Regions from separate parts of the Mus musculus genome. Here regions 2 and 3 are each linked to region 1. A link is a loop called in an ENCODE intact Hi-C map of the cell type or tissue named here. Cell type or tissue: heart. All regions are shown on one strand.

Region 1 (8,000 bases):
AAATTTAAAAATCTATTTAATATAACATACTGAGAAGTGACATAACTAGAAATTCTGCTACTGAGGGGAAAAAGCAGTGCTTTAATCAAAGGTTCCATTTCCTATCATCTCTGAATCTACCTTAAAGAGTTTGGTCTCACCTTTCACAAATATGTTTGCTATTCTTAGTGCCCTCTATGAAATCCTTTGCAGTTCACTAAATCCTGTGACTTAGTTTGTAAGACAGCTTTCCTGTAAAGGTTCAAGGTCTGTCTACAGGACCAGGACTTTATGTAAGACGTTTTTCTGGTCCAGTGCTTTTTCATATATGTAGGATTTATTTACATAGCACAAAATGTGGAGATTGAGAAAATCAATACAAAATGAAATCTAAACCTGAAAGAAAAAAGTATTCTATTTTTTTCAAGCTGTCATGTGGCTGCTGGGAATTTAACTTGGATCCTCTGGAAGATCATCCAGTACTCTTAAGCGCTGAACCATCTCTCCAGCCTAAAAGGCAACAATAAAAAAAAAAATCTAACAAGAAGCAATTTTTATGGAAGGCAACTTAAGATTTTTCAAGTTGCTTTCATATTATAAAAGAGACAAAAAGTAGAATCAAAACAAAAACCCCAAATCATGCAATTATTCAGCAACAAAAAGTAGACCACAAGGTCTTCAATGTCCCCCAGACCTTTGGTTATCAGCTCATTACACACTACCACAGCAACAACTGGTAACACCCCTGAAAGATACCACTTAAAATTTCCCTTTTACTATAGTTAGCCTAAGACCAATGAATGTTTGGATCAATATGGCATAGCATCTTGTCACATAATTAGCAAGAGTTCATCATGTTGTTGCAGTAACAGACAGCAATCTGAAGCACATACGTTTTGCATTGCCAATCATTGGCACTAAATAAGCCCCGGCTCTTCTCTGCCAGTGTCTTTCCTATTTCTGTTCCCCCAGCTTTCATCATCTTGGCCTCAGTTGTCTTTTCTGCAAACAGACAAGAACTCGATATAAATCCTGGGAAATAAAGAAATGATCTGCATATACAGTATTAAGAGAATTATCTGTCAGCGCTCACCTCGACCACATCTGTTACAGCTGGTTCTCCTAGCAAAGTTTACATTTCCACACCTGCAAATAAAGTGAGATGCACTTAGAGTAGTAATTCCTAGATACTTAAACTGTTTACATTTTAAACTGTCCTCACTACACCCTGGAACGCAGAACAAGCTTATCCCATTATGTTAATATAAGCACCAGCAGGGAGAAGGAAAAGCTGGGTAAAAATCTCAACCTTGTGCTTACAGTTACTGTGGGAACCACTTTGGGACCCAAACCTTGCTATCTTCAGACTGGTGTATATCATTAGTTACATAAAAGTCTCTTGTTCCAAAGTGTCAGACTCTTCTATAACAATTAGACAAGATACCAGAGAGAGTTAAAAAAAAAAAAAGGAATATCAACTTTCATCTTGTTTGTTACAAGTAATAAATGTGATGAGTTTTAGAAGCATAAAATTCAAGCTGGGCAGTGGTGGCACAAGCCTTTAATTACAGCACTTGTGAGCTAGAGGCAAACAGATCTCTGTGAGTTCCATAGAGAAACTCTGTCTAAAAGGAAAAGATTAATCACAAAATCCTAGGGATGGATCCATCAGGAATGAACAGTTACAGAAGGACTCCAGAGAATTGATGAAACATTCTTTGAGAGGTAGGAAGTGCGATGATAAGGAAAAGACTGATATATTAACTAAAGACAGAATTAAATTGTAAAGAAATTTGAGTATTATAGTATTTATCAAATCTAAAACTAAAGAACAGAAAACAAAACCACAACCAACAGAAAAAAGTGTAACCTTATGACATTAACTAGTTAAGTTTTCACACACTTGCACTACTTTAGTATTTGTTAAAGCAGTTAGATACTCCAATTTAAAGCTTAAATAAGTAACGACAAAGAATCCACCACCCTATTAAAAAACAATGAATGAGATAAAATAGTGAAAGGAAGTGTAACACTAAACTGAATGGCTCCAGACAACTTTAAGGTCCCTTTTTCTGTTAAAAAAAAATACACACGTTCCAAGTAAAACTGAAAATATATTCTGAAAACTGTCTCCTTGATTTACATATTCAGTACAAATAACATTTAGTTTCTGCCGAGTTTAGGTGTACAGGACTTTGAATGAAGGGTCCTCCCAAAATATACATGGGTGCTTTCAGTAAGAACACAAGAGCACAGTTTTCTACGAGTCACACAGAAGGCAGAGAGGCTGGTGTCTTAATCTCTGAAGGGTTCCAAAGTGTCACACAGTTCCTGCAGTGACAGTCCAAGAGGATCTCGGTTCTAGTCTGCTGACTTGGTATGCTTAGCCTGATATCAGTCTGATACCAACCAAGTGGATCTGAGTGACATCATTTCCTTGCTCTCCACACACTGCCCATGTTATTTCGGTGTTAACTGTAGTCGAGCAATGTATTTTCTAGCAAAGGTACTTCAGGCTAGACGCTCTGCAGTAGACAGAAGAGTAAACCCGGGTTTCCTTCAGCTCTGACTCTGGCTTTCCAAGAACACGAGCTGGTACATCACTTTTCTTTAAAAATAGGGACACCTATTCAGAACGATCTCTGTGGCCATAAGCGGAGCACACCGGCTTCCCGGCCACGTACGTGCCCAGGCCTCCTGCCTCTCGGCAGGAGGATGAGAAAAGCCAAGTCACTGGGGACGGATCGCAGGCCCGAAAGCACGGCGGCCGCAGGGAGGGAGCGAGGGACGGAGGGAGGGAGGGACAGCGAGCGGCCCCGGCAGAGCTCGGAGCAGGGCCACTGAACCGTGAGCTCAGCTCCGCGCGGGGTCACGTGCGGGCCGCCCGCGACCGCTCAAGGCCGGCAGCGACCGCCCCGCCGTCCCCACAAAGGCCGCGACCCCGTCGCCGCCCTCACAGGGACCTCCCGGCCACCCCAGGTCCCACGGTATCCCGCCACGCTCACTTCTTGTCAGGGCAGATCCAGTCCCCGTCACTGACTCGGAAATTCTTGGTCGACATCTTGGACGCCAGCAGCAGTGCCGCCCGCAGCGACGTCCCCACCGGAGCCGCGGGGGCCTCGCGCCGGGCTGTCCTCGCGCCGCCGGACCCGCCCTTCCCTGGGGTGGGGGAGAACTCACACCGCCGGACCGCGAGCCTGGAGCAGCGGTGCGGAGACGACGCCCAGGAGCCAGCAGCCCGTCCTGAGGCTCTGCTTCGCTTCGGCCTTACCGAGCTCCTGAGCAGGCGTTGTGAGGACAGCCCGGCCCGGCGGCCATCGCAGCCGAGTTCTCCGCAGGCCGAAGGACCCTAGAGAAAGGCGCTTCCGTTTCCGGGGCGGGGCTAGGGCGCAGAGGCGGAAGTGACTCGGCGCGGCTCGATAGCCCACGGGCTTGCGCGTTGCCTAGGGTTTACTGGGGCGAGCAATAAGGTGGGAGGCTCGAGTCTTTGGAGAAGATACTTTATTTTTATTTTTGGACAGAGACTGAGGATTAAACCAGGTTGCCCCGGACATTACTGTTTCATACATACCACTTGGAACCTCTGTCAGGCTTCTGTAGGCCACGTCAAAAAGATAAACTTTTTTTCCTGTGAGAACATAGGGTCTCACTTTTAGCTCCACCTGGCTTGTGTAGTTAGGCTGCTTAGTATTTGGATGGAAAAGTCATATTAATGAAGGGAGATATCTCTCCTTCTTGGGCTGTTGCTTAAAAACTTAGCTTTAAAAATATTTAATATGTGTGAGAGATAAGCCCTGTACACAGAGGAGCCACCCCAAGGTTTTAGAAATAGGAAATAGTATTGATACAATTCTGACCCCAACTCACTACCTTTCCCCAGATTTAACACTGGCCCTTTGGGTTTATTCTCGTTCTTTATAAAAGATTTAGTTCATATACTGTATGCTTATTTTTTAAAGTGAGAAATGGTACAATTTACTGTGACAGAGGGTTGCTTTTAGTTCCGCGTAGTTTCTGAGTTTGCAGTTAGTTGCATGTAGCTCACTTTTATTTCAGTCATGCATATTCACAATTCTTTCTTGTGACAGTTAAGCCCCAAACCCTGCACTTTGTCACAACGTGCATTCAAGTATTCTTTTTAAAAGATTATTTATTTTATTTATAGGAGTACACTGTAGCTGTCTTCAGACACACCAGAAGAGAGCATCCGATCCCATTACAGATGGTTGTAAGCCACCATGTGGTTGCTGAGAACTGAACTCAGGACCTCTGGAAGAGCAATCACTGCTCTTAACCACTGAGCCATCTCTCTAGCTCCCCCCTCCCCCATGCAAATATTCTTGCAAATATTCTTACAGTTAACACCCAAATCTATGTTTTGGCATTGTTGATCAACTCTCGTGAACATTTGTGCACACGGGTTCTGGCATTTATATTTCTCGCATATAGCTCTTATCCAGGAGAAAAAAAAATCATTAAACTGCTTTGGTTTTAATGTCTAACACTTTTGATACTTATATTCATCTTGATCATCTCACTTGAAAGCTCTTGGATGTATTTTATTCTGATAATTGTCCACACCTTCCCAGTTATTTCATATTGTATAATCACTGATTTTTTCCTGGATTTTTATCTTGGGTAATGTGGAATTTTTATTTTCTTTTAGCAAGCAATCCTGGGGTTGGCATCACAGGCTCAGTCTTGCGTGTGAGTAATGGTTCTATATCAGTTGGCACCGCTGAGTATTAGCTGTGCTTTTATGTGTGTGGGTGTTTTGTCTACATGTATGTCTGTGCACCATATGTATGCTGGGTGCCCTCAGAGGCCAGGAGAAGGTGTGGATCCCCTGGAACTAGAGTTACAGATGGTTGTGAAATCAGCATGTGGGTGCTGGGAGTCAAACTCTGGACCTCTGGAAAAGCAGTCAGTGCTCTTAACCACTGAGCCAACTCTCCATCCCCTGCTATCTTGATCTTGCTATCTGTCCTTCACACAAACACGTGAATTGTTTTGGTATCTTAGCAGTACTTTTAATTGTAGTTCATTACATGAATCATATCCATCCTGCTTTGCTTGGTTGATACTTGAGCACAGAACTTGTATGGGTTCAGACTAGATTTGGAGGACATACCTCTCTGTCCATCTCTTTCTTAGATTCCTCTCACGTAGTCTGTCTTTCAGTGTTCCCTTTTCTTGGCCCTTTTGTGAGAAATACGAGGTTTCCCTTGGATTTTTAGCAGCTTGTCATAGCTAAAGCATTTGACTAGGGCCCTAACACAGGGTGAAGTGATGAGGGAAAGAGAAAGGTATGGGATGTTTCCCACCCCCACCCCCCACCATCCCCCTCCACACATGTAAGAGTACAGAGACTTCCTCTCCTTGTCATTATATGAAAGTATAGTTTCTCCTATACTTTCACTCTGGGTGGGAGGAGAGCTGTGAAATATTTTAAGTGTTTCTTTACAATCTGGTAGCGCACAGATGTGCATTTCCCCAGTTCATACGGTTGGAAAAATTGTTTTTAAATTAATTCAATTATTATTAATTGTGCTGTTACTACAGATTTACTAGCTAGTTGCCTGGCTAGCTACAAGAGAAAATAGCGGAAAAAAAAAAGCAACTATCAACAAACCCATACTATACCCATCCTACTAAGCTTTGGCTCTCTTTGGTAGTTTGCCCATAGATAAGGGTGTATTTTATCTAAGTTTTCCATACAGTTAGTGAAGAAAGACAGATAGCAGTGAACCTGTCCTGTCCTGTCCTCTGTTGCTGCAAGTCAGGGAAGTGTAAAATTAAAACCATAATGTATAAAACTATGACCCACCCATCAAAGTGAACAAAGAGTGCTATAGGGTGGCCAGAGTCCTTATTGATTGCAGGCAATGTGTCTTCATCTGCATGTGGGTTGATTTATGCTATTTTAATTTCATAACAGTGTGAATACGATACCCAGTGCATTTCAAAGTTTGAATTATGAATTTTTCATAATCTAATGATATTGGTATACTTAAGATTCTGGATAGTAACAGTGAGCTATCATGAGGGTGAAGGACCTATACTCTATAGTGTACTGTGTCACAAAGCTAATATGCTCAGTCAGTTATGTATATTCATTTTTTCAGCTTAAAATAGGTTTATTTTATGGGATTTTTAATCCAGTGAACTTTATGTAACCCTAGAACAAGTCAAGTAGCCTTTTATATTTGGAAAATACTTGTCAGACCCCACTAAATCTGAACAAATGCATGCATACATTATGACCCTGAAACTTCTCAGGGTGTTTCCTAAGCCCTGCAAATGTTTCTATTGAAGGTATGTACAACAGAGTTCATAACTTCATTACCCATGTTGCTTCCAGTTGTAAGTTTCCAGACTTTGTCAGTAGTAGCCAGAGCAAACTGATAACCACCTAGTCATTTAGTAAAATGCAATATACAATAGTAAGAATGACATTGAAACTGCATTGAACACCATGAGGGTCACCCACATTAAACTGAGAAATCCAGACACAAAGTAGAAAAGTCTGTATCATTCTATTTATGTTCAGTTTAATAATTTTAGAATTATTCTTGTACAGTGGTTACCAATGAGACTAGGGATTATGATCAGAGCTAGTAAAATGGCATGCAGTTATTGTAATAAAGGAACAACTGTAGTTAAAGCTTCCAGGAGAGTCAAGTCAATAGAAAATTCCTCTTCAGTGAGTCTAAGATAGAATAAGTACAACTTAAAATTATGATGCCAATAACCTCAACAGGTGAGTTTAAGGGCCACAGATGGCTTTTCAGGATGGGATATTCCTAGGGTAAAGAGTGATTGTGCTTCTCTTAGCATGAAAGAAAAATGCAACTACCCATTTTTAAGTTTTAATGCTTTGATTGGTAATTTTGTCTTGTCTCCTAGGTACATGCAACCTATCGTGGTAAAACACTCAGGGTGAATTATTCATGCAAGTTATTCTTATACTGTATTATAGATTGATAAATTATCATGCAGACAAGCAAATCTTGGTCTCTAAGAGGTTAATTAGGTATTGGGGGTATATGTAAGTTTTTGAACTTACATTTTTTTTAAAGTCTTTAGTTATTCTGCTATGGCTCTCTCTACTTGCTTAGAACCAGTGTCAACATATATGCTTTAAATGCCTCCACTAAAGCCAAACCACAACAGTCAAAGGAGGAGCCTAAGAGGGGTCTAAGAAGAGGGATTTCATGGAATGTTGGGTAAGAGCACATTTTAAGTCTGGAAAGGGGCTTAGAAAAGCTCTTGTGCTTCAGTAGTATACTTTAGCTCTTAAGACCAACTGCCTACATCTTTAGTCCACAAGACAGCCAGTTAGAGACTATAATACCATGCTTGGACCTGAGCAAGCAGGCTCTTAGCCTGACCTGGCCCAGCTGTGCTTAAGGAAACCTTTATAGAGATCACAGTCTCTTGTGTCTTGGGCTACTCCAAACCTGTTCCCTTGTAGGTCCTATTCGATAGAAACCCTGGGCTGTTTTATTGTCCCCTGGTGGTAGTGATGAGACACTTAGGTTTTAAGGTTCTCAGGATGCTCCCTTGCTGTTGTGTATGGGTCCAACAGATGTGCCATAAGAGCTCTGGAGCTGTCTTAATGTGAGATGAGCTAGGGTTGCATTTCCATGTCAGGCCCTCGAGGGAGGCATTGTTAAAGTTCCCACTGACCAGGACAGCATTTTTAAAAATGGGATCATACAAGTTTGGATCACTCAAATGGTGCTGACAACTGATTAAAAAGTGATTTGTAATAGCCCAGGATGCGTTCAGACTTCTGGCCTGCACACTATATACTGATGAACTTTGGAGAAGTCACATTTGTAAAGTTGTGTGTGGACCCTCCCCTTTCCCCAGGGAGGTATAGGTGGTTATAAGTTCCTTTTGTTTGCCTCAGCCTCCATTGTTTCTGCCTTCCAGAGTTCCAGTTGGCATGTAAGAAAGCAATTGTTATGGTTACTCTTGTCTCTTCCCAGGGCTTTTCCTGTGGCAGCCCAAAACCA
Region 2 (8,000 bases), 410 kb before region 1:
GAGAGATCTCTCAGCAGTTGAGAGTACTAACAGCACTGATGAAACTTCTGAAGACCCAGGTTCAATTCCCAGCACCCACATGGCAGCCCACAATTGTTTGTAACTCCAAGATCTGGCATCCTCACACAGACATGAAGGCAGAACACCAATGCACATAAAAAAATAAAATAATTTTCAAAAAGAAGTTGGATGTGGTAGCACATGCTTGAAATCCCAGAGTTGTAGAAACAAAGGAAGGCACATAAAATAAAAATAAATCTAAAAAAAAAAAAGTTTTAATAGCTAGGCTGGAGGCGGAGGCGGCTAGGGTTAAGTTAACCTGCAGTAATGGGAACAACAGACAACCTGGGTTCAATTCAATCCTGGGACCCACACAATGAAAGAGAGACTTAATTCTCCACAAGTTGTCCTTGGATCTTCACAAACAGGCATGCAGAAATAAATTCGGTTAAAAAAAAAAATACTGATCTTAGAGTTTAATGGGGACACTATGAAACTACAGAAGAGCACAGCAGTGCCTCTTCCCTGAGTGTGCCAAAAAGAGGCATGGTTGCACTTTTTACAGGCAAGAGCCCATAGCTGCTTTGATCATAAGTGATATAAAGGCAGCTAAATGAAATACAAAAAAAGGTGAATTTTGGTGGGTAAAGGTCAGGAGTATCCTTTAAGGATATATAGAATTCTAATTATTCTGAAAAGTATTTAGTTTTTAAAAATGATAAATACATAACTAGAAGCTCAACAATCAGTAATTCCAAAATTTCAGTAGTTCCTATGGCATCCACTTATCTCTTAAAGAGCATTAACTTGCAAAGGGGATGTTTGACCATTTTCAAAGAGACTTTAAGGCATGTAACTAAGTTCTAAAGGCAAAGATAAAACACAGCTACTACTAGACCACGTCTAAACAGCATCCTACTAACCAATACACTAGGGCTACGATTCAACTGTTTAAGTCGGCATCTAGTTCTCGGTAGCAGTCAAATGTGCTTGGTAGAACAGCACAGTAAAATAGACTAAAAGGCCGGGCGGTGGTGGCGCACACCTTTAATCCCAGCACTTGGGAGGTAGAGGCAGGCAGATTTCTGAGTTCGAGGCCAGACTGGTCTTACAAAATCAGAAGACAAAGACAGAAAACTGAACCAAAATCATTCATTTTTTTTGTTTTGTTTTCTACTTTTGTTCTAATTTTAGATAAAAAAAAAAAATCTAAAAACCAATGAAATTCAGGAAGCTTATTTTCACAGGTGGTATTGCATTAATGTGCAAAACCATTTTGTGCACAAATGTATAATACCATCTTGAGCAGTTTACCTAATTAATTAATGTAGAATGAATGGTCAGGTTAAAAACAGCTGCCAACAATATTTGCCTGTTAATAAAACATTGAAAAATATTTTCAACAATTACTATTTCACAAGACCTTAGTTAGATACAATCCACAGCACCACGAAGTAGGGGGGGGGGAGGCAGGGGAGGATGCAAATAAGTCTTTACAAAAACAACAACAACAAGTTGCTTTAAAGGGGTTAAAAAATCACCAGGCAAGATTCGGCCAAAAGTAGATACTGATACCGTTCACTACCAAATATACCATGCTTTCTCAAACATGTGCTGTCTTAGTCAGGGTTTCTATTCCTGCACAAACATGATGACCAAGAAACAAGTTGGGGAGGAAAGGGTTTATTCGGCTTACACTTACATACTGCTGTTCATCACCAAGGAAGTCAGGACTGGAACTCAAGCAGGTCAGAAAGCAGGAGCTGATGCAGAAGCCATGGAGGGATGTTTTTTACTGGCTTGCTTCCCCTGGCTTGCTCAGCCTGATCTCTTATAGAACCCAAGACTACCAGCCCAGAGATGGTCCCACCCAAGGGGCCTTTCCCCCTTGATCACTAATTGAGAAAATGCCTTACAGGTTGGATCTCATGGAGGCATTTCCTCAACTGAAGCTCCTTTCTCTGTGATAACTCCAACTGTGTCAAGTTGACACATAAAACCAGCCAGTACATGTGGCTAAGACTTTATAATGAAAACCATAGTATGTCTTTAGTCTCAATCAAGATGAAAAATGGTCCTGGTGTGGAAAGAGCAACAAAAACAAAAGTCTCTTCAATTGCTTTGGGAAATTAAATGCGGACACATTTCAGTATGGCTTTCAAAAACCAGTGTTTACAGCACGAGGTCAGTGACGGATAAAAACTCACATCTATCTGCGCGTACCTGGGCGGTGAAGACCGGCAAGAAGGGAGGGAGGGAAAAAGGAAACGTTCCCTAAAACCCAGAAGACCTGCCTGGATGTGAGATAGCCCGACCTTTTGGCACTCGCAAAGACTGCCGCAGAGAAAATGCAACCTGTCCCGAAATGCTCAGGTGGAAAAGAAGAAAACATCCTTGCTGCACCCTGACCCCTGGCACGCTCGCTGCACCTGAAAAGACTCGAGGTTTTCCGCCAGAGGAAAACACGGTGCGGGAGAAGGGACCGGGAACCCGGAGGCCAACGGTCACCCCCACCCCACCTCCGAGGGGACGGAAATTAGGCAAAGCTCACCATGATTATCTTTCTGTCCGATATTGTGCGTGCGGATGAGCGAGGACAGTCTCCTCACGTCCCCCTTAAAGACGCACTCGTGGACCGGGTAGAGCGAGGGGCAGCCGCCTCCGTCAGCGACTAAAGCGGGGTTGCTGCCGCCCAGGCAGGCCGGGGCAGGGCAGGTGGCAGTCACTGCGTTGTGCTGCGGCGGGGCCGGAACGCCGGGGCCCGGAACGGCGGGCGCCTTCAGCTGCAGCCGGTGGTGGTGGCTGAAGATCTTATGGCAGGCCTTGCCGCCCTTGCCGCTGCCGCCCGGTCCGCTTCTGCCCCCGGTGAAGGCGCCGCCGAGCGCGGCTGTCGCCTCCTCCTCGCAGGGCTCCAGCACGTCCCCGTCCTCTTTGCTGGGCTTGTGGTCCCTCCGCAGGGAGCGGATCTTCTCCCCGGTCATAGCCGCCGCGGCGCGCGGGACAGGCTCCGGGAGGCTCACCGCGGGCCGAGCCGGCGCGGCGGCGGCGCCGGGCGATTAGAGCGGCGGCCGCGAGCCTAGCACGCAGCATGAACTCCCGGGGCGACCGCGGGTCCGCGACACGCGCATCTCCCGGAGGCGGCGGCCCTCGTCTCGGACGAGGAAAGCCGCAGCTCAAGAGACCACGACCGCACGACGCCCGGCGCCGCCGCCGCCGCCTCCTCCTCACTCGGAAAGACCCGGCGCAGCCATCTTTCCCCGGCTCCTCTCGCGAGAGCTTCGGAGGAAACGCCGCCGCGGAGTGTTAGAGGGCCGCTTCTGCGCTTGGGTCAGGGTCCGGGCAGCGCCCGCGCTCCTCTCGCACAGGGTTCCACCCTGGGCCGGGCCCTGCGGCTGAATTCAGACCCAGACTCAGAGCTCTGACCTGGTGCTCTGGGCCTTCGTAAAGGAGGAGGTCAACGGCAGTTACGAACTCTAGCTTAAAGGCTGAAACCCTGTTTGTCAACCTCCCTCAGAACGACGTAGGAAGACACCACCGGATATCGGACGTGACGTCACTCAGCTGCGCTGGACCTTCAGTAAACACTCGCTAAGACTCTGCTGGGTTCCCTAACCTGTGCAAGGACTTGCTCAGGCTGGCAAGGCTGTAGGCGAGGAGAGATGGCCAGTTATCCTGGAGGAATCTAGGGCCTGACTTTGGAATTCAAAGGCTGTTTATTACACCGGGAATGGAGGATTTTTCAAACAGCTGTTAGTTGAGTGTATTTGGGACAAACGTCAGAGTTAAAGTATGTGGAGGATGCTTACTTGAGGAAATGGAGTAATTGTTTTTAAATAAGTGGGCAGTAACCCGGGTGAGAGATGATGAAAGCATGCTCTGGGATACAGTGAATCCGGAAAAAGCTTAAGACTCCTTTAAAAATGAGTTCAAATTTAGCATATTGAAGTTGGAGGTCCTTGGTGTTTTTACACAGAGTGCTAGTTATACAGTTTGGAATTTTGGACATAAATTCTTTGGAAGTAGGAAACGGATCTTAGATCAGATTCAGGAATTGCACAGTAACCCAGCGAAATAAAATGGTGTAGAACAAAAGTGCCATAAGACGTATAGAATGAATAGTCGAGGTAGTGAGTGGGAATCAAAGCACTGTGTGTGTGTGTGTGTGTGTGTGTGTGTGTGTGTGTGATGAAATTGTGAACATTTAGAAAACTAAACTGAACATGGTGGCTCACATCAATAAGTTCCAGCACTCCAGAAACTGAGGAAGGGCAAAAGGATTGATCACATGGATTCAAGGCTAGCCTGAGCTACAGAGTGAATGCTGTCCCAAAATTAGTAGATGGACCAGTGACATGACATGCCACTGAGCATTCAATCCCTGGGACCCACATGGTAAAAGAAAAGAACCCATTCCAACAAATTGTCCTCTGGTGCATACCCACACACACACACAAAATTAGTCTTAAAAAAAAAAAAAAAAAACAGTAAATAGTAGGTAGGCAGCCAAAATCATGTACCTAATTACTGGCTGCTACCTCTTGATGGATGTTAAAACTCCTAAGTGTTCTTTCAGTGAAATCAAACACCATGAACATTTTTTTTTAAGACAACCTATTGTGGTGGTATATGCTTACAATCCCAGCACTCGGGAAGTAGATACAGGAAGGTTGCCTCAAGTGACTGTTCTCAAAAAACAAACATCTCATCCCTTTAAACTTTGAGGTTTAAGGCTTATAGTATGTAATGGGTAGGGACATCAAAATATGAGTACTATTAAAGATATTTAGTACAAGAAAAATGTAAATTCTGAGATTCTGTAACATCCCAATATAACATAAGGGGAAATTATTAGTTTAAATTGACACAGAAATCAAATTTCAGAAAGTCTTTGTGAAGGGCTTGGAGAGGAGGATCGGCAGTTGAGAGAAGTGGCTGCTTTTTCAGAGGACCTGGGATTCAGCTTCCGGCACCCACATGACAGTTTACAACTATCTGTATGTAACTCCAGCAGTTTCTGACTACCTAACACCCTCACACAGATATACATTCGGGCAAAAAAAAAAAAAACATATAAAATAAAAATAAACAAAATCATTTTTAAAAGTCTTTGTGGAGGAAGTAGTATCTGAAAGAGGTTTTAAAGAACTTATGAAAGCCCAGTCTCCCCAGTCCCTTGTGTTGTTTTATTGGTTTTTGTTTCGTTTTGTTTTTTAACTTCATGATAGTGCTATATCTGCATTACACCTAATAAAGATGAGTATATACACAAGTTTGGTTTTTATAAAATTCTGAAGCAATTTTGATACATTTTATTGCCACAGACCCTCTGGATCCCTTTGTCTGTGTGGAATGGGTCTCTAGTCGCAGGTGGGGAAAGTGTCTGATGGGATGACAGATAGATGCACACAGGAGAGGTTGTGTAGAATCTGAATGTAATTTGTCAAATCGAACTTTTTATACAGAAGACAATAAGGAAGTTGGGTGACACACTCACAAGGTACAAAGAGGTTACTGGATTCTTACATAAATCAGAGGAATGCAAACACAGGTCTAACAGGAACCACCTGGGATAGAATTCATTGTTAACAACTGGGATCAACAAGGGCTCCACCAACAACATTATGAACTAACCAGTACCCCAGAGCTCTTGACTCTAGCTGCATATGTATCAAAAGATGGCCTAGTCGGCCATCAATGGAAAGAGAGGCCCATAGGTCAGGCAAACTTTATACGCCCCAGTACAGGGGAACGCCAGGGCCAAAAAATGGGAATGGGTGGGTAGGGGAGTGGGGGGGGGGGTGGATGTGGAGGACTTTTGGGATAGCATTGGAAATGTAATTGAGGAAAATACGTAATAAAAAAAAATAAAAAACAAGGGCTCCACCTAAGATTCACTTAATTTTAGAAGCCAGGGTCAAGGGCTTCGTGCCCTTGCCAAAGTTCCTATTTTAGTCTATTGTATAGTCCACCTTCCCCCTAGGCCATTGTAAATACGTGCGTCTGGGTATAACTCAGCTATCTATAGTTCTAAGTATCTACTCTGGTTTCTCCTTAGGTCTGAAACTCCCTTCTTCCTAGGTGATGGTAAATTCATGTGTAGGGCAGTGACTTAGTTTTTATTCAAAGTGATAGTGTAGTACCAGAGGCAATTCTGAATGTCACTGAATAGCAACATTTTTACTGAATTTCCAAGCCCATGGTCTTGCTCAAGGACTTTCTAGGACTGTTGGAACACTGGTGAAGGCTTTAGCTATGTCAGAATTCAATCTTAAAAGGCACTTATAATAGGATAATACTAAAAGAGAGCACGTGGATCCATACACTAGACTAACTCGGGAATGGAAAATTAATGTATGGGTTAGAGAGAACGCCAGACTCCAGGAGTGAGTTTCCGTGAAACCCTTCTGCCTCGTGTGTAGCATCCAAGCCTCTCAGCTTGTCAAGCTGACTCAACCAGAGCGTGTGGCACTTTATAATTCATATTATGCTCCCAGAAAATCTATTCCAAATATTAGTGACAAGAGTTTTCTGTGGAATTGGGCATGGTGGTACACGCCTTTAATACCAGCACTTGGGAGGCAGAAGCAGGCAGATTTCTGAATCCAGGACAGCCAAGGCTACACAGGAAAACCCTGTCTCGGGGAAAAAAAAAAAGAGTTTTCTGTGGTATTGAAGAAGAAGTCTATGGCAGGAAAAGACTTTAGGATCCATGTTGGAAATCACCTCTCCTAGCAGCAACACAGCCTCCTGAATTATGTTTCCTGTCTTTCCTTCTTCCTCATTCTCCATTACAATTTCCATATGCCTCCTTCATCTTCTTGGCCTTTGAGTTCTGTGAGGAGGGAGCCATACTTAGCGTTGCAGTGTCAGGGATGAGATGCATTGCTCCCATGCTGGTACCTGCAGCACCCACAGGTGTGCTTCAAAAAGACCTCTGCTCTCCTAAAACTGGACAAGCCAGTTAAAGCAGAATTTGGATTTACTAAGAGGAGGCAAACATGTTTAAAACAAAAAGAGATGCACTTAGGAAAAGTGCCCAAATGGCCTTCTCAAGAGTGTCACATTCGGGGGCTGGAGAGATGGCTTAGCGGTTAAGAGCACTGACTGTTCTTCCAAAGGTACTGAGTTCAAATCCCAGCAACCACATGATGGCTCACAATCATCCATAACGAAATCTGACTCTCTCTTCTCAAGTGTCTGACGACAGTGTACTTACATATAATGAATAAATAAATCTTTAAAAAAAAAAAAAGAATGTCAAGTGTCTTAACAGTCAGCTAGTTGTGGTCATTCCTAAATTTACACCATTCAAAGGGCTTCCACGAACTAACTCACTCCTCCTCCCCTCTCTCTTAAACCATGCAGTAGTTTCTGGGATCCTTTGGATAAGGGAGAAGAGCTGTCCCATCCTCTGCCTATCTCAAACCCTGAGCTTGGTTTTCTGCTATTTAACCTTACTTGAAATACCTCTACATAGCATATTCTCTCTGGGAAACCGTATTATAAAATTCAATCCGTTGTATTGGAATTGATTCTTGACTCTCAGATGCTGGAAGGCTCCAGAGTGAAGGACCCCTTCAATTAAAACTGCCTTGAAAGCATGTAATAACCTACATAGCACACTTAGACCAGTTCTCACGAGTAGCCCTTCGAGTCCCGAATTGGTGACCTTCCTGGTGAACCCCTCAGCCAGTCCCAACCCTGGATGGACTCTTCAGATCGATCTCCATCAAGGACATGAGTAGAAGGAAGCAGTAGCACACTCAGCTCGCACTGGGTGGGGAAGTGGGTGACCTAATTAGTGTTGGCCAATTGGACTGATCTCTGAGTAGAAGTTGAGGCCAAGTTCTCAAGATAGTAGAACTATTTCACAAAGGGGATTGGCTCTGAGAGATGCAGAGACAAATTCCAAGAACCAGCAGCAAGCTTTAACACCCAGACATGGAGGAGGAAAGGAAGGGAGGGACTCCTGGGATAAGAAGGGAAGGAAGGAGGGACAC
Region 3 (8,000 bases), 500 kb before region 1:
GGGCGCCAGGCCTGGGGATCGCTGAGTTCAGTGCGGTGATCGAATTGATCCCGGAGAACAGGATGGCGAGTGACACGAAGCTTGGCCCTTAAGCTTAAGTACCCACCTGACAGCTAAAAGCTGTGGTGAAGGGCTCGGACTTCGAATCCTGCTCGCTTACAGACTAACTTATGCAGTTGGTCCCACGCTTACGAAGCTCATTTTTCACTGATTTACCGATAATCCAGTCTTAAGAAGTTTTAAAAATAACTTCGGATAATGAAAATGTAAATACTGACCTGGCATGGTGGCGCACGTCTTTAATCACAGCACTAGATTAGGCAGAGTCAAATGGATCTCTTGAATTGGAGGTCAGCCAGGTCTACACAGCGAGTCCAGGACAGCCAGAGCAACAGAGAAACAGTCTCAAAAAAGAAAAAAGGAAAAAAAAAAGAAGAAGAAAGAAAGAAAGCAAAGAAAATTTAAATGCGTAGTTTTGTTGTAAATACAAAAAAGAAAATTTTATTTAATAAGTAGCGATTTCCTGCTTAGTTTTTCCTGGAGTTTACAAAGTATTGATATATTTTCCCAAACGAAGAAGTAGCCCTCAACTATCCAGGGCTGGGGATATAATTCCCTAACGTGGGCAGGGCCGTGAATCCTGTGTCCAGCGCAGACCAAATTCTTTGACTGAAATTGATTTTCTATTACATTCCTCTTTAAGTTTAGTGTTTCTTTTTGCACACGTGAATAGGGTTTCACGTGCCCTGGTGCCTCAGGAGGTTAGAGAACAACTTGAGGGAGTGGGTTTTTTTTTCCACCAACCTGCAGAGCCATCTCACCAGTATGAAATGGTTATGAGTCTGGGGGATGTTTAGAGATTCACTAGAATGCAGCGCCCAGCCACCTCAGTCGGGTTTATAAAGGCAAAGAATGCAAAATTACAATGTGTTTATGTTCAAGCAGAACAAATTTATTTACAGGAACATCAGTTAAAAATATATATCCTTAGCAGTCCTTAACATAGGAGGTCTAATTTTGCCTAACTACAGAGATTTTTAACTTTTAAACATAGTTAGCCATCAACATGTCAGCCATCACAGAAATGAGTTTTTAAATTAATTTGTTTTCTGTGTATTTATGTTTGTGTTTTTTTGCTCTAAGAAAATATCAGATCCTTTGCAACTGTGGTTATGCAATGATTGTGAGCCGCCTGCCATGTGGGTGCCTGGATCAAACTTTGGTGCTCTGAAAAAACCTTAAGTGCTTCTAAACACTGAGCCATCTTTCCAGCCCCGATTTTCTCCCCTTCTTTTAAATGTAAAGAACATATGCAGGGAGAAGGCTGCATAACTCTTTTGTCATCCTAATGAGAAAAACAGTATTAGTTGAAAAGTAGATTTGGTGTGGTCTGACCATACTGTATCACATGCAGTTTCTTCACCCAAATGTATTTTAGAGTTTTGTTGTGTTTTGTTTTAGAGTCTACAGAATCTATGTAGCCCTACCTAGCCTGGAACTCACTATGTAGATCACACTGGACTCCAACTTGAAATCCACCCTGCCTATCAAGTGCTAATATTAAAAATGAGTGCCACCACATCCAGCATATTTCTATATCAATAGGTATGAACTGGCATAAGGATTTGGCTAATACAAGTTCATAATATACTGTATGTTATACTCATATAGCATGTGAAAAATAAACAGGTTGTAGCCAAAATTATCTCTTGCATTTGAGAAAATTATCTATTTGTTGCTAATTGATAGAAACTGGAAGGTAATTCATGGATTGAGCTTGTTTATAAAATATATGAGGGTAGTCTTGACAACTAGTTCTTTATGGTAGTTGAATTACCTTAAGACTAATAATGCATTTAAAATGAAACATTTTTCAGTAGTGGCACTCAAAGTATTTGTGGGTTTTAAAATTAGACAATATGGGGACAATTGGAAGGCTCAGTTGTTAAAAGCACCTACTGAAGCCCGGCAGTGGTGGTGCACCCCTTTAATCCTAGCAATTGGGAGGTAGGAGGCAGGAGGATTTCTGAGTTCAAAGCCAGCCTGGTCTACAGAGTGAGTTCCAGGACAATTCACAATTGCCTTTAACTCCGTTTCAGAGAATATGACCTCTGCCAGCATCTGCACACACATGGTGCACATAAAGGCTCATACAGGTACACACACAGACATAAATTTTAAAATTTTTTTAATTAGACATTCTGCATTATTGAAGTAGCGCCAAATAAAATAAAAGATCACATCTTTTGGGATGTAGTTCAGTTATAGAACACTTACATATCTTGCAAAGACGTTGGGTTCTATCACCAGCTCTGGAATACTGAAAAGCAGCCCTCTTCTGTCCTGCTAAAGATTAGGCATACCTGCCTTTTTTTTAATGGAGGTGTTTGGCTATGGTTTATTATATGCATTTTATTTAATATCGCTTGACATTACTTAAAAAAAAAAAATAAGCAATCAAGTCACCCAGAAAGTGCTGATTTGTTTCGTGACAGAAAGTAAAACTTATTATCAAATAAAGATAGGGAAATCCATTCTTACCACTACAATTTAATAGTACATTTTCAAACATCGCTGTGTCCCTCATGAAATTTTGTTTATATATTAGACTTTTTTCATAGTTGAAAGCTATAGTTGATGACTGACTTATTAAATAAGTAGTTTCCGTTCTAGTAAGAGAAAAAGAGGTTAATTTGTGCAGAGTTTCTTGCCTTTTTAGTACATGCATTTCTTACATCTCTATGTTTGCTTATGGAGAGAACTGCAATTCCAATAGATTGGGAACATTGGCTGTCTTTTCTTTGTTTTCTGTGTTATGCTATACTTCTAGCATCTCAGAAATCTCTAGAAGTTAGTAGAGATATAGTATTTGGAGAAATTTGTGAGTTTGGGATGCCTTTATAATATTGGAGAAATAGTAAGAAGAAAGAATTTGTTGCCTATATCCAGATTCTATAATTCTGTTGCCTTTTCTGGCAAATAATTACGATCACTTAAACTGTCATAGATTAGATATACTTACTGTTTGTCTTAAGATTTTTGTCACCTGCTTTTAGCTATATTATTTCTGTGAAAGTCATTAACAATGATAAGTATTTCATTGCCTATTCAACTTAGTAGCTCTATGGTGATAGTCAAAACAGATGGAAAATATTTAAATAAATTACTTTTTTGCTAGCCTTTCTGCATCAAATGCCCTCGATTACTGTGCTCAGTAAGTCTTACATAAATCAGATTTGTAGTTAAAAGATTTTATCATGCCGGGCGGTGGTGGCGCACGCCTTTAATTCCAGCACTTGGGAGGCAGAGGCAGGCGGATTTCTGAGTTCGAGACCAGCCTGGTCTACAAAGTGAGTTCCAGGACAGCCAGGGCTATACAGAGAAACCCTGTTGGTTTAACTATAATTTTTATTATAAAACATAAAGCATATAGAAAAATGTAGAGATGGATTAAACCCAAGTTTGATCAGGGACCCACATGGTGGAATGAGGGCACCTTCAAAGGGCACTGTGACGCACACATACACTATAAATAAGTAATAAAATTTTTTGTTTGAAATGTAAAACAGTATTAAAGATTTTCATATACCTTTTACAGCTAATAAACTGATGTTAAATAACACTGAAAATCAAAAGACAAAGCTTGAGCTCTTATTATTGTGTTCTTTGTTCTGTCATGGGCATTGTATGTACTCCTGATACTAAGAACGTTGATCTGTGAGAATCTGTAATTAACAGTGAGTGATACCTGTTATTCGAGAAACTACTTAACACTATCTTGGGAGTGATTGATGAGTGATCATGTGTTTTGTTTTGTTTTAAACTCTGATGAGGCACATTAGTCAGCCCCTCCCTTCTGTGCTTAAGAACTATGTCACTGAACTAGTGAGTAGACCTAGCAAGTCAGTTGCATCCTTTTCAGTATTGGCCAAGAGTTATTTGCCAAGTGTAGAGATTTGTAACTCTCCGTGTAAAGTCTGAGGTTTTTAGCTCTCGGTAGTTTTGAGTCAAATAAATTAGCGTGGCCTGTATGATAAATGACTAATTAAAGTAGGGTGGGGTGAGTGTTCATGTGTTCAGTGCTCGTTGGAAGTAACTCAGAATTTGTGCTAGGTTCTGCAGTCTGAGACATACATTTGAATAACAAAAGCAGTGCTGTTACTAACAGGTGGTATTGAGATGAGATTAGGGAACTTAGTGGCTTCTGTAAAGGCATAGAGAAAGTAATTTGGGTTTTTTATGTTGGAGAACTGGAATAGGTCAGATGTGGCTGAAGAAATAAGGCAGGGGTCTTTGTTTTGTTTTTGTAGTGAAGAATGCTCGTGTTAAAGCGGGTGTATTTCAAACTGCTGACCGTATACTGTAATATATTGAAGGACAGTAAAGGTAAGCTAAGTTCAGTGAGCGAACAGAGAGGCAGGGCGTGTGTGTTAAACTGTCTTTGCTGGAGGTTTCAGCGGCTAGGTGGAGGGATTCTGCCTGAAAATGCTTCTGGTGCTATGTGGAGTAAGCAGGAACCATTTCTGAGGTGGCTCAGCTGGGTGGGCGCAGCCGGGACAGTTGCGGGAGCGCGAACTGGACGCGTACTTCCGGGATATGGGCGCATGCGCGGGCGGGCGTGTGGAATTGTGGGCCGGCTGCGCTGCGCGAGGTCCGCGGCCGTTTGTGTGCGGCCGGCGGCCGGTGCCGCGCGCTCTCACTCTGTCTTGTGTTTGATGTGTTGAGCAGGAGGCAGCCCGCGCCATGAGCAGCACGGCAGTGGTCCCCAGCGCGCCAGGCCCGGGCCCAGGCCCCAGTGGCGGGCCAGGCGGCGGCACCGAGGTGATCCAGGTGACCAACGTGTCTCCGAGCGCCAGCTCAGAGCAGATGCGTACGCTCTTCGGCTTCCTGGGCAAGATCGACGAGCTGCGCCTCTTCCCGCCGGAGTGAGTACCGGGGCGCTGCGGGCCCGAGGCCCTTCCGGTGAGGCGAGGCGCGCGGTCCGCCGGAGCCTAGCGTGGAAAATCCGCGGGCCTGCCAGGCCGCAGGCCAGGGATAAGCGCCCGATTGGAGTTTAAGGAATGTTTTTCCTCTTGGTGTTGTTTATACCATCATTTTGCTTTGGGCACTTAATGTTTCGATTAAATCCCCCTTTTAAAGGAAAAACTAACCCAGTGCTTTGTTAGAAAGGAAGTAAAATTGTTGCTGTTATATTCACTTGATGTAAATAAGGATTGCTCTTAAGTAATTTTGAACTAGGGAAGTGCATCAAACCCTATAACCCTTAGACAGAAGACTCAGTCAATAGACCTGAATGCTGTTTTTATATAATTCAGAGAAATTCATCATAGCTGAATCCTGTTGTGTTTAAATAATTTACGGAATGTTTAAATTTGAGTTAGGGTTTATGTGGGTTTTGTCTTGTTTTAAAAGTGGTTTTTATTGCCGCGGTATTAAACGTGTATTCATTGTAAGGAACAAAGAAAGTATGAAGATAGAAAACACATTTGAAATAATTGTATGTCCTCTAGAAACAATTATAACGTTTACTGAAAACATAGTGGTTAATGTTAGTAAAACTACCAGCCAAATTTTGGTGGTTAATGCTGTCCCTTAAATTCAGAATAAGAAATGAGAATCATCACAGTCATCTGTTGTGTGTGTAATCACTAATCATGCTGAAGTTAATCATACAAGTCTTATGTGTTAATTATTAATTTTCATGACTTCCCTACTTGAAATATTTTTACATAACTGTTTAGTGCTTGACATAAGTATGTTAACAGTTTCGTAGTGTTTTAGGAACAGTTGTTTGGAGCAGAATCTTGACCTTGGAAATCCACAGGGTAGCTCCTTATAAAAAAGCATACAGAAATTGATGTTGTTTATTTCAACACATCCTACCCTTCAGATTGCTCCTAAAACTAATATTAAAACTACAAAAAAGATTATATATTCAACTTGTGATTTTAATCTTGCAGATTACTAAAAGTTTTATTATAGTCACTCACTTTGTTTATTCTCCAAAGCAAATCTATACTGTATTATAAAAGATAAAAGAAGTGGGTGTTAGCCGGGCAGTGTTGGCGCATACCTTTAATCCCAGCACTTGGGAGGCAGAGACAGGCAGATTTCTGAGTTAGAGGCCAGCCTGGTCTACAAAGTGAGTTCCAGGACAGCCAAGACTACAGAGAAACCCTGTCTCGAAAAACCAAAAAAAAAAAAAAAAAAAAAAAGAAGAAGAAGTGGGTGTTGTATTGGGCTTTTTACTTTTTTGTTTGTTTAGTTTTTTTTTTTTTCCCCTTGTAGACCTACCTAGCTAGTGAACAATACTTTAAAGGAGGTTGTGATAGACTTAAGCTGGTCTTTTTGTGGTGATATGGGTAATTCCATCATAAGCTGAATAGTTGCAGGGTTTGTTTATTCCTTGAAATGATATAGGGTACTGTGTACTCACCTTCAAACAGTAGCATGGCAGCTGTCACCAATTCACAGAATAAGGTCAGCCTTCCTGCCTTTCATAGAACAAGATTCTTGAGTTCATCAGCATTCCATTTTGAAGAATGCATACCCCAAACACACTTACTAAAACACTTCAGACCAGGGAAGGGCTTCGTAAGTGTGTGTGTCGGGGGGGGGGGGGGGGGGGGTCAACGTAGGCTATGCTGACCTCCAATCAGTATTTTCCTGCTTTTACTTCTCAATTGCTATGATTTATAGACATGGTGTTTATTGTAGAAGTGGATAGTAAAGTATTTAGTTTTAAAGGAATTTCACAATGGGATACTTACCTAGGTAAGGATCCCAGTGACACATGTCAGTGTTATGCTGTACTCGAAGGCTACTGTCAACAGATATTCATTTGAAGCCTTCATAACCAAACATGATCAGTGATCACTTTAATGATCTTACCCACTTTTCAAGAAAAATATACTTTAATGAGTTATTGAATATTTCATGATATAATTAGAAAGAGGCATATGAGGTCAGTAAAATTGTTCTCAAGTGATTGTTATTTTCTTACCTGTGCTGCCTTTTACTTTATAAAGCGTAAAGGTCTTCTGCTTAGAAATGGCTGACACAGTACTAAGGTAGAGTTAAAAGACTGGTGTAATGGCCTAAACCACAAGTTCTTTTTTTTTTTTTTTTTTTTTCTGAATCTGTTTCCTATTTTATACATGTGTGTGTGTGTGTGTGTGTGTGTGTGTGTGTGTGTGTGTTTCATTGTGGAGTGCAAATAGGATTTTACAGGTCTATACAGTGTTTAGGAGTGAGCTTGGCATGAACTCTTCTGGATGGTCATCCTCTTCAGAAACAGCATCAGAACTTTGTCTGCCAAAAATCATGCTTTTAAACCACAAGTTCTTAAACTTGAGTGTCCATGAATAGGGGGATCTTAAGAATGTCCCTCCTGGGAAAGATATTCTGATTCTGTGGACTCTTGGTAAACACCAGAATTCACAATTTTCTATGTACTTCTTAGAAGATACTTTGAAATTCTTTCAGCAGTAGAAGCATAAGGGAACTGTTTTTCTTATCTTGCTTCCTTACACAGAATAAAATGTATTTGGTAAGTGGGACATAGTTAACTTGAAGGCAGTTTTTTCTGACTTTCTAAAAAATTGTTTTATATATACTTCAATAATGGTCTCTCTTTATTTAAGATTCCTTTTCTGTATATAAATGCTTTGCATGCTTGTATTTCTGTGCCTTGTGTATGCCTAATGTGAGGCCAGAAGAGTGCACTGCATCCCCTCGAACTTGAATTATTGACTGTTGTAAGTGCCCATCTGGATGCTGGGAATCGAACATGGGTCCTTCACAAGAAGTGCTCTTAACCATCTCTTCATTCTAAGAATTAGTTTGAGTTTCGCTGTTATTGTGGTGGTGGGTTGGGGTTGTTTTCACCGAAAATTGGGCCAACAGTTACCGGTGTTAAAGAATGCCTATAATTTCCTAAGGTGCTGTTCTGTGGGTTTTAAAAACAGAAGGTAACTTCGTTTTGAAGAACTTTGTAAATG

Evidence for each region. A loop is a pair of places that touch in the nucleus more often than their neighbours do. Peaks named below come from ENCODE experiments on the same cell type or tissue, not always from the same donor. Only the 100,000 strongest peaks of a DNase experiment are listed, where the experiment ranks them.
Region 2: it touches region 1 in a loop (13-fold over the local background); 5 of 42 quality-filtered maps call a loop at or near these places.
Region 3: a loop joins it to region 1, with 5 times the contacts of the local background. A loop is called at or near these places in 15 of 42 quality-filtered maps.

Annotation. Positions count from the first base shown.
Region 1 is chr3:157,529,459-157,537,458 of GRCm38, reverse strand. It overlaps Zranb2 (zinc finger, RAN-binding domain containing 2), which reads right to left and starts at 3,294. Exons shown (of 10, transcript NM_017381.3): 1 at 2,985-3,294; 2 at 1,073-1,125; 3 at 873-981. The coding sequence starts at 3,040. 4930592C13Rik (RIKEN cDNA 4930592C13 gene) reads left to right here and starts at 3,369. Exons shown (of 2, transcript NR_152231.1): 1 at 3,369-3,449. In heart, no CTCF peak of the experiment used is centred here; a DNase peak (open chromatin) is centred at 3,338; H3K4me3 peaks cover 2,418 bases; H3K27ac peaks cover 1,674 bases; H3K27me3 peaks cover 2,757 bases.
Region 2 is chr3:157,942,508-157,950,507 of GRCm38, reverse strand. It overlaps Ankrd13c (ankyrin repeat domain 13c), which reads right to left and starts at 3,508. Exons shown (of 13, transcript NM_001013806.2): 1 at 2,552-3,508. The coding sequence starts at 2,981. In heart, no CTCF peak of the experiment used is centred here; DNase peaks (open chromatin) are centred at 2,617, 3,307 and 3,517; H3K4me3 peaks cover 2,686 bases; H3K27ac peaks cover 1,917 bases; H3K27me3 peaks cover 383 bases.
Region 3 is chr3:158,028,377-158,036,376 of GRCm38, reverse strand. It overlaps Srsf11 (serine and arginine-rich splicing factor 11), which reads left to right. Exons shown (of 13, transcript NM_001379531.1): 2 at 4,729-4,925. Among named protein-coding and RNA genes, the nearest start is that of Srsf11, 4.2 kb to the left of the region's middle. In heart, no CTCF peak of the experiment used is centred here; a DNase peak (open chromatin) is centred at 4,646; H3K4me3 peaks cover 4,143 bases; H3K27ac peaks cover 1,775 bases.